Linked DNA regions of Homo sapiens: region 2 is linked to region 1. Evidence: read pairs that join two places in POLR2A ChIA-PET (ENCODE). Cell type or tissue: K562. All regions are shown on one strand. Links, peaks and the distances in the headings refer to the core of each region. The heading gives the core; the rest is flanking DNA.

The links. ChIA-PET counts read pairs that join two places held together with the same protein. Peaks named below come from ENCODE experiments on the same cell type or tissue, not always from the same donor. Only the 100,000 strongest peaks of a DNase experiment are listed, where the experiment ranks them.
Region 2: POLR2A ChIA-PET joins it to region 1 with 5 read pairs; 2 of 35 experiments call an interaction of 5 or more read pairs at or near these places.

The regions. Positions count from the first base shown.
Region 1 is chr10:93,083,722-93,089,094 of GRCh38, reverse strand. No RefSeq gene overlaps it. Among named protein-coding and RNA genes, the nearest start is that of CYP26A1, 13 kb to the right of the region's middle. In K562, for the core only: no CTCF peak of the experiment used is centred there; a DNase peak (open chromatin) is centred at 2,594; H3K27me3 peaks cover 502 bases.
Region 2 is chr10:92,970,753-92,976,120 of GRCh38, reverse strand. It overlaps EXOC6 (exocyst complex component 6), which reads right to left. Exons shown (of 22, transcript NM_019053.6): 18 at 1,889-2,068. Among named protein-coding and RNA genes, the nearest start is that of CYP26C1, 87 kb to the left of the region's middle. In K562, for the core only: no CTCF peak of the experiment used is centred there; DNase peaks (open chromatin) are centred at 3,420, 3,700 and 3,980.

The sequences.
Region 1 (5,373 bases), core at 325-5,324:
GCCTCAGCCTCCTGAGTAGCTGGGATTACAGGCGTGTGCCACCACTCCTGGCTAGTTTTTGTATTTTTAGTAGAAATGGGGTTTCACCATGTTGGTCAGGCTGGTCTCAAACTCCTGACCTCATGATCCACCCGCCTCGACCTCCCAAAGTGCTGGAATTACAGATGAGCCACTGCACCCAGCCTAGAGTTGTCTCTTTCTAGGCCCACATCAAGCTCTGTGCCCTTTGGAGTTAACTCCTGAAGAATCTTTAAAAAAACAAAACAACAAAAGTCTCTCTCCTCCCTTGGCTTCTGTGATCCCAGCTCCCCAGCCTCTCTCTTTCCTCTCTGGCCCATCCATCTCTGGCCCATTCCCCTTCTCCCTGCTGACGTCATCCACTCCCTCCAAGCCTATCTCCACAGGCGGAGCTCTCCACAGACGCAGACCTGCCTGTGACACTTCCACCAGATGCCCTGTGGTTTTCCACTCCACAGGCCCAGAAAGGACTCAGCATCCCTTCCCCAAACCAGCATCTGCTCCTGGTCTGCATCTCTCCTGGGCACCTTGCCTGTGCCCAGTCACCACAGCTCTCAAACCCAGGCTCATGCTTCTCGATCTAGAGTTACTATGAACCAAGGTAACATACATAAATATAAATCACCTAGCACAGTGCTCAGCCTTTGCCAAACAAATGCTCATTCATCTCTCCTTTCCCCATGTCTGCAGCCCTGTTCTCCATCATGTGTTTTATCCTCTAGAGACCAATCTGATTTCTGGAGTCACCATTTGCCAAAAACACCCTGCAATTTTCTGTTTCTAATAATCCAGCTGCAGAGGTAAAAGTGTCTTTTTTTTTTTTATCTTAAACCAAGTTGATATTGTATAAAATTATCTGGTTGTTTTGATTTATCTAAAATATTTAGACTAAGAGGATACCTGAATTTTTTTAAATAATTATAATGTTTTTAAAAGCTTGTCTCAGGAAGTTTTTATAAAACAAAGTAGAAAGAACTCATTCCAGCCAGGCATTAGCCTTCCTTCTCACTCTGCGTTTGGAAGGATTTGCAATTCAAATTGAGGATAAACTATTTTCACTTAGAAAAACACATTCCCTCTAGCAAAGAAACTCTTTTGAATAAATCTCTGCAAAAGAGCCATATCTTTATGCTTCATATGTGCAACATTTAACGAGAAAATTCTATTAATCTTTTTCTTCTCTTACTCTTTCCCATCATCGTAATGATTTTCCTTAATGATGGAAATTTAGAACTGCCCAATCCACAATCACACACATACCTCCTTTGTCTTTTCAGATTTCTTCCCAACAAAACCCCACAGACGATGGAGATCAGATTTAGTTTAAATTATTTTAGCTGACATCAGCTTCAGGCCAGATCCTTGGTGTCAAAATGGAACGGAAAATTGAAATAAAACCCATAACTATAGTTGAATTATCTTGATAATTGTCTAAATTTCTGTATCCCCTAAGAGAACTACTTTCAGATCAATGCAGAAGAAAAAAGCATATTGATGTGTTAATAAGTAAAAGGAACAAATGGCCCTGGGGAGTCCGGCGTGTGGGCTCTGGAAATAGACTTTCTGATTTGAACCTCAACTGTGTCCCTTACCAGCTGAGGGACCCTGGGTGAGTTGCTGATATCTCTGAGTTTTAGTTTTCTCATTTGGAGTTGTTGCGAAGATTAAATGAATTAATTCATACAAAGTGGTAAGGACAGTTCCTGGCACATACTAAGTGCTCAGTGAAAATAGGAGTCATAGGCCAGCACAGTGATTCACACCTGTAAATCCAGTACTTTGGGAGGCTGAGGTGGGTGGATCACTTGAGGTTAGGAGTTTGAGACCAGCCTGGCCAACATGGTGAAACACTGTCTCTACTACAAATACAAAAATTAGCCAGGCATGGTGGTATGTGCCGTGCCTGTAGTCCCAGCTACTAGGGAGGCTGAGGTGGGAGAATTACTTGAACCTGGGAGGTGGAAGCTGTAGTGAGCCGAGATCGCAGCACTGTACTCCAGCCTGGGCGACAGAGTGAGAATCCATCGGGAAGGGGTGGGAAGGGCAGAAGAATCATTATCTGTGCCAGTTCCAAATTCTATAAACCTAGTACATACAGTACAGTGTAATCATTAGAACCTTTTACTCAGATGGCCTTGGTTCAAACCCTGGCTCTACCACTTACTAGCTGTGCGACTCTGGGCAAGTTACCCAACAGTGGCTCCATTAGCACAAGGGATGTTAAACATTGTGTCTGCATCATGGATATTGTCATGCGTATGAAATGAAATGGTGTGAAATACTTGGCATTTATAATAAATGCTCAATGAATTTTGGCTGTTAGTTTTCCTTGCATGCTACAAAAATAAGGCTGATTAACTCAGAACTGTTTCCCTAAACGCCTGGGGGTTTTCAAAAGGGTAGAGCTATAAGATTTTGCTACCTTAATTGTTGATTAGGGGCCAAATATCATTACAATACACCTCCTATTTAGGGCAGCGGTTGGGGCTACAAGCCCTCATAGGTGGGCAGCAAGGCCCCTTAGACAAAAAGAAGTCGGACATTCCCTCTCCTTCAACTGGCAGCCCAGTCATGGGCACGTGGCCTGCGCTCAGCCAATCAAAAGTTGCAAAGGTTGTCCTTTTGCAACTGGCAAGAGACTATGCTTCTGAAAGTAGGGAGAAGGAAGGTTGGAGGTGATGGGTGGAGACAGGAAAGATGGGTTGAAAGGGAAGACTGACAGCTGATCTCTAGAGTCTTGCCCGCTCCCACCACCGCACCTCCACTTTTTCTCTCTCCTAAAACTCTGAATTACAAAATCAACACATTCTTTACAACAGAAGAAACATCCATAAATGTATTCAGAAAGTGTGAATGATCACCTTGCGAAGTATCCGCCTCTATTCTCCCCCAATTAGCCACGTCCCTCTGCAGCTTATGCTGTGTGACAGCGTGTCATAGCCATCCCTCAAGGTCAACGGATGTCTACTGTATGCACTCCACTATGGCGCCATCATTTTCCATAATATAAATGCACCAGTGTTTTTTCAAGCACTCCTCTTTGGACCGGCACCTTTTTAGATATCCATTCCCATTTTAAACGCGCATCCTCAGTGACCCAGCAACCTCGCTTTCAGGAACCAAACCCCAGAAATAAAGCACTAGTGTATACATAAAGCTGTGCATGCAGGATACTTAGTACACGTTGCCTGGATTGTCAGGAACTGGAAATAACCTAAATGCCCAGCCATCTCCCCTTATCTGTGTTGTTTATGGCATTTTGTTTCAGGAGGGGGAAAGTTTCAACCGTAAAAAGTATTTTATGAAAACCACAACTCAAACCCAGGTGAGAGTTGGTACTTTTAGTTTCCTTCCAGCAATTACATTTTAGCTGACTTTCCCCTGGGGGGTTATGGGGAGGCAGGAACCAAAAATACAATGTGTATGTCAAGGTCCGATTACCATAGCACAAGAGGATCATTGTTAGGTCCATTTTACCCACAGAGACAGCAAATCAGAATCCTCAGAGAGTCCAAGTTGAGGTTTTGTTTCCATCCGGAGAGTCTCAAACCTTAGTGTTCATACAGTTCACCTGGGGCTCTTGTTAAACTGCAGATTGATTCATTAGGTCTGGGGTGGGGCCTGAGATGTTTCAGCTCCAATAAGCAAACAGGTGATACAGATGCTGCTGACCCATGGACCACACTTTGAATTGTAAGGATCAGATCAATTCACATCTACTGTCTGAACTGAATCCCAGGACTATCCAAGTTTTAGCACTGAAAGTCCCGAGTCCCAAGAAACCCTTGAGTCCCAGGCAAATCAGAACAGTTTGTCACCCTAGGGGTTGTATTAGCTCAAGTTCAGATGACTCAGAGGCCTGAAAACATAAATGAATGAAGTTGGCTGGTTGAAAACTTTGGCAAACAGAAGAACTTCAACTGCTCACTCAGGCTCTACCCGAGAGTCTCCAACTTGCAACTTTGTCCTAGATGACCCCATAGAGTACATCCAGCTGAGAAATTCTGTAACATGTTTTTTTCTGACGATAACTGTAAGTGTCTATGGATGAGAAGTCACAATGAAAATAGTAGAAATCAAGGACTACTCAGAAACAAGATGAAAATGACTTAAAGAGAAGTCAGGGGAAGAGTCTATACAACCAGTGAAAAACTCATTATGGGCCAGGCACTGTGGCTCAGGCCTTTAATCCCAGCACTTTGGGAGGCCAAGGTGGGTGGATCACCTGAGGTCAGGAGTTCAAGACCAGACTGGCCAACATGGCAAAACCCCATCTCTACTAAAAAATACAAAAATTAGCCAGGCATGGTGGCCCATGCCTATAATCCCTGCTACTTAGGAGGCTGAGGCAGGGAGAATTGCTCGAACCTGGGAGGCGGAGGTTGCAGTAAGCCGATATCACACCACTGCACTCCAGCCTGCGCGACAGAGGGAGACTCCATCTCAAAAACAAAACAAAACAAAACCAAAAAACCTCACTATGGGCCAGGCACAGTGGCTCACTTTTATAATCCCAACACTTTGCAAGGCAAAGACAGCAGCATTGCTTGAGCCCAGGAGTTTAAGACCAGCCTGGGCAACATAGGGACATTCTGTCTCTACCTTTTTTTTTTTTTTTTAATTAGCCAGGCATGGTGGCACATACCTGTGGCCCTGAGCTGCTCAGGAGGCCAAGGTGAGAGGACTGGTTGGGACCAGGAGATCGAGGCTGCAGTAAGCCTTGATCTCGCCACTGTACTCCAGCCTACGCGACAGAGCAAGAACCTGTCTCAAAACAAAAACAAAACAAAACAAAACTCACTATGACAGCCAGCCTTCAAGATAACTCCCAGTGATTCTCGCCCCCTGGCATTCATGCCCTGTGTGCTTCTCTCCTACACTGGATACAGCTAACCTGTGTAATCAATATAATATTGTAGACATGAAGAAGTGTGACTTCCAAGGCTAAGTCATAAAAGGCATTGAGGGCTTGATCTTGCTGTTTTGTTTGTTTGTTTGTTTGATCACTTGCTCTGGGGAAAGCCAAGTGCCATGCCATGAGGATACCCCAGCAGCCCTATGGAGAGAATCACAAAGCAAGGTACTGAGGCCTCCCGCTAACAGCTATATGAAGGAGCCATCTTGGAAACAGACCCTCCAGCCTCAGTCAAGACTTCAGATGACTGCAACCTGGCCCACATCTTAGCTGCAACTTTATGAGAGACTCTGAAACAGACCCACTCAGCTAAGCCACTTTTGATCAAGCACTCTAAAAATTCTCCAAAGATCGAAGACCCAAGAAGTTGCAAACTGGACACCAGCAGGGCCACAAACAAGTTTTATTTTGCCTGCACAGTTTTTAAAAAGGTAATTAGC
Region 2 (5,368 bases), core at 367-5,366, 110 kb after region 1:
GGGGTGGCCGGGCAGAGGCGCCCCTCACCTCCCGGGCGGGGCGGCTGGCCGGGCGGGGGGCTGACCCCCCCCCCCACCTCCCTCCCGGACGCGGCGGCTGGCCGGGCAGAGGGGCTCCTCACTTCCCAGTAGGGGCGGCTGGGCAGAGGCGCCCCTCACCTACCGGACGGGGCGGCTGGCCGGGCGGGGGGCTGACCCCCCCACCTCCCTCCCGGACGGGGCGGCTGGCCAGGCAGAGGGGCTCCTCACTTCCCAGTAGGGGCGGCCGGGCAGAGGCGCCCCTCACCTCCCGGACGGGGCGGCTGGCCGGGCGCGGGGGCTGACCCCCCCACCTCCCTCCCGGATGGGGCGGCTGGCCCGGCGGGGGGCTGGCCCCCCGACCTCCCTCCCGGACGGGGCGGCTGGCCGGGCAGAGGGGCTCCTCACTTCCCAGTAGGGGCTGCCGGGCAGAGGCGCCCCTCACCTCCCGGACGGGGTGGCTGGCCGGGCAGGGGGCTGACCCCCCAACCTCCCTCCCGGACGGGGCGGCTGGCCGGGCAGGGGGCTGATCCCCCCACCTCCGTCCCGGACGGGGCGGCTGGGGGGCTGACCCCCCCACCTCCCTCCTGGACGGGGCGGCTGGGTGGGCGGGGGGCTGACCCCCCCCACCTCCCTCCCGGACGGGGCGGCTGCCGGGCGGAGACGCTCCTCACTTCCCAGACGGGGTGGCTGCCGGGCGGAGGGGCTCCTCACTTCTCAGACGGGGCGGCTGCCGGGCGGAGGGGCTCCTCACTTCTCAGACCGGGCGGTTGCCAGGCAGAGGGTCTCCTCACTTCTCAGACGGGGCGGCCGAGCAGAGACGCTCCTCACCTCCCAGACGGGGTCGCGGCCGGGTAGAGGCGCTCCTCACATCCCAGACGGGGTGGCGGGGCAGAGGCGCTCCCCACATCTCAGACGATGGGCGGCCAGGCAGAGACGCTCCTCACTTCGTACATGGGATGGCGGCCGGGAAGAGGCGCTCCTCACTTCCTAGATGGGATGGTGGCCGGGCAGAGACGCTCCTCACTTTCCAGACTGGGCAGCCAGGCAGAGGGGCTCCTCACGTCCCAGACAATGGGCGACCAGGCAGAGACGCTCCTCACTTCCCAGACGGGGTGGCGGCCGGGCAGAGGCTGCAATCTCGGCACTTTGGGAGGCCAAGGCAGGTGGCTGGGAGGTGGAGGTTGTAGCGAGCCGAGAGCACGCCACTGCACTCCAGCCTGGGCACCATTGAGCACTGAGTGAACCAGACTCCATCTGCAATCCCGGCACCTCGGGAGGCCGAGGCTGGCGGATCACTCGCGGTTAGGAGCTGGAGACCAGCCCGGCCAACACAGCGAAACCCCGTCTCCACCAAAAAAATACGAAAACCAGTCAGGCGTGGTGGCGTGCGCCTGCAATCGCAGGCACTCGGCAGGCTGAGGCAGGAGAATCAGGCAGGGAGGTTGCAGTGAGCCGAGATGGCAGCAGTACAGTGCAGCTTCGGCTCGGCATCAGAGGGAGACGTGGAAAGAGAGGGAGAGGGAGACCGTGGGGAGAGGGAGACGGGAGAGGGAGACGAGCAATTGTGTTAACTCTATGTAAATTATTTCTATTAGAGATTATTTCTATTTAAGTCTATATTGTCAGTTTCAGGGTTTTGCCTTGGCTTTGGTGGAAAGAGAGTTACAGTTATTTTGGTTAAAAATAAAATAAATTAAAATTTCAAACAATTTGGCTAAGTTATAATTCCTTACAAATGGATTTATAATAATGGAGAAAGAAACATGCACTCCAAGAAGTTGGTTTAAGCAAGGAAACCTCAAACTAAATTCTAAAATATACTTTAGTAAGCAAACATAAAACAATTTTTGAAAATTTTTATACTTACAGGCAAATGAGTAAACACTTGAAAGATGCTTCTCAAAAAATTTATAAGGTCCATTAAATAACCACTAGCTCTTCCATCTGGCTCAGACATTGTCCAGTCATAATCAGCAAGCTGAACAAATTCATCAATTTTTTGATTCAGTTTGGTATATATTTCTCCTTCTGCTGCATGTCGAGCATCCTGACATGGGACAAAATAACAACAAAGACAAGAAACAGATAATAAAACAAGTGTTCTTACAATTCTAGATATTATTTTACATTTACCTTTGGTTTAATATTTTAGCCATTTATTCAAAGTCCAGGAAAACTGTTGGTTTTTTTTTTCTGGCAGTACTCTATTTATTTGACTGGATATCACATCACATCTTTTCTTAGTTCCTTTCTAACCTATCACCTTTTTTTGTCTTTATGTGATAGAATACTTTATGAGATATTAATTCCTGACTTGTTCTCACAACTCTAAGAGGACCCTTAGGAGAAACAGAAGTAGAAAAACGAAAGTTGCCAAGAACACAGAAGACCACCTCTATCTAACCCCTGATTCACTGAGAGCAATTAAGTTGGACTATCACAGAAGAAATGGAATATCTGCCAGTGCTTTGAGTTTAAGCAGGGGTGGAGGCAGAAGAGAAAGAGATTGAGATAGTTAATTTCTCTGAGAAGAAAGAAACAATAGGAGTGATGCCAGCAAAAATAACAGCGGGAGGATCTCCAAACATTTTCTCATCCATAAAAGTAACCAGAAAACTTATCAAAAATTGTCAAAATCAACCTTTTCAGAACTCTGAAAATTAGTTCAAAACTTGCAGAAATACAGGCATCATTTATTCAAGAAAAACAGCTAAATCTTGGTAGAAAAATGAGCTTTGTAGCATTTTAATGTGCCCTATTTCCATTATTCTTCCTCTGTTCCAGCTCTACAGTACTCTCAAAAGACAACATTCTAAAACTCTGGTGGAAACCTATAGCTTGCCAGCTATCAAAGCAGACAGAACAGAGCTGCAGCTCCTTCAAAGCCACATTCTCAGAGAATTATCATTATTTGACCTATCTGGTGGTTCCCTGGAAGACTCCATGCCTATTTACAGGGATGTCTTTATTTGACCTGAATCAGGACTTGCCTAGTACAAAAAGCCTTTTCCCCAGGGGCAGCTGTCAAAAACAATTAGAGGCAATAAGTTTAACATGGAGGATGCCTGAGATGGTAGGTAACAACTGGGACAAACGATAGGTCAACCAAAGGGCTTAAAAGGAAAAATTAGGGAATAAAATGTCCACAGATGACTCTGAAAAGCTCTAACAGATTCCTGGGCATCTAAACGGCCACATACATACATAGGGCTGTGTACACACTTGGGAAAGACCTAAGAAGGCTCCAAGCTCTCATTTATGGCTGACCTTGAAGCTCTGTGCAAGACAGAAATAAAACAGGGTAGTGACAGGAGAAAATGAAATTCTAGGCAGCAGTTTTATGTGACTAGCCAAAGGAAACTGTTGAAATAGCTGCAGAAGCTATGGGCTGATAAGACAAGACCCTGAAAAACAGGGTGTAAACCATGCTGGCTAAGACTGACAGGACTCAACATGGTGATAGATTTGGCCTAAGTTTCACCCAGGGCTCAATGTACACTCATAACATACTATATCACATACCCACCAGTGCCATGACAATTTTAGGAACACTCATATTTGGTGTAAAAACAGGTGGCACCACAGTTCCAAAAAAAATTCCACCTTTTTCCAGGAATCATCATGAATATTTCATCCCTTGGTTAAAGAAATTCATAAAGATAGCAGCTCCACCCCACCTTGTGCATGACTCACTCACTCTCTCTCTCTCAAGTGTGCCTGCACTCCCCTCTCTTGAATGTGTACTTTTTTGTTTTGCAATTAAGTCTCCATACTTTCACTATTTTCTGACTCATCCTTGAATTCCTTCTCACGACAGTATCAAGAGCCTGGACACTGGCTGGGATCAAGGTCCCAGCAGCATTTGGGGACGTCCCCTAGCCCACTGGTATCATGTGCAAGCAGGAAGTAAAAGTCAAAGCAGAGTGATTAACTTCCTATCTCAGTGTTTAAGACACACCCCAACATGTGCACGGAGCCCTTTGGCAAAGACTAGGGGACTTACAGGTTCCAGGCTTTTAAGCAGATCTGTATCCAATCACCAGATGACCACTAAGCTAACCAAGCAAAGACTTCAGTGGCCACATATGACAAAGAACACAGACTTACAGATTTAGTTCAGAAAGGTCACAAAACAAACAACAGATGGGAGAAACAACAAACCCTTGGGAGAGGTGAGAACTTCCAAAGTTGTCATCTTATATTATTATAAATGTACAGTTATCAACAAAAAATGACAAGTTATGCAAAGAAACAAAGTATGACCAATACACGGAAAAAAAGCAACCAATAGAAACTGTGAGGCAGCTCAGATGTTGAACTTATAAGACAAAAACTTAAGAACAAAAGGAAACCATATCTAAAGAACTAAAAGAAAATTATGAGAATACATCAATAAATAGGGAATATAAATAGAAATTATTAAAAAGTACAATAAGTGACGCGTGTAATCCTAGCACTTTGGGAGGCCGAGGCAGGTGGGTGGATTATCTGAGGTCAAGAGTTCGAGATGAGCCTAGCCAACATGGTGAGACCCCATCTCTACTAAAAATACAAAAAATTAGCCACACGTGGTGGTGTGTGCCTGTAATCCCAGCTACTTGGGAGGCTGAGGCAGGAGAATCACTTAAACCTGGGAGGCTGAGGTTACAGTGAGCCAAGATGGTGCCACTGCACTCCAGCCTGGGTGACAGAGTGATACTCCATCTAAAAAAAGAAAAAAAAAAGTACAATAAGTGAAGTGAAAAAAAAATCACTAGGCTGGGCGTGGTGCCTCACGCCTGTAATCCCAGCACTTTGGGAGGCCAAGGCGGGTGAATCACGGGGTCAGGAGATCAAGACCATCCTGGCTAACATGGTGAAACCTTGTCTCTACTAAAAATACAAAAAAATTAGCCAGGCCTGCGCCTGTAGTCCCAGCTACTCGGGAGGCTGAGGCAGGAGAATGGCATGAACCTAGGAGGTGTTCCTTGCAATGAGCCGAGATCGCGCCACTTCACTCCAGCCTGGGCAACAGAGCGAGACTCCGTCTCAAAAAAAAAGAAAAAAAATCACTAAAGAAGTTCAACAGCAGATTTGAGCAGGCAGAAAAACCAGAAGACTTGATCCACAATATAAATCAACTGGACCTACCAGACATCTATTGTACACTCCACTCAGCAAGAACAGACCACACATTATTCTCAGATGAATAATCAAAATGTACCATTCCCACATTTTAACACTTCTTTGGCTCCCTCTCCAATTTTCACACTAACCACTTACTACTCACTGCCATGGTGGGCTGGGGAAAACCAACTATTGATAGACATCTTTCTATTTGCATGCCTGGCTTCACAGTAGGATTAGA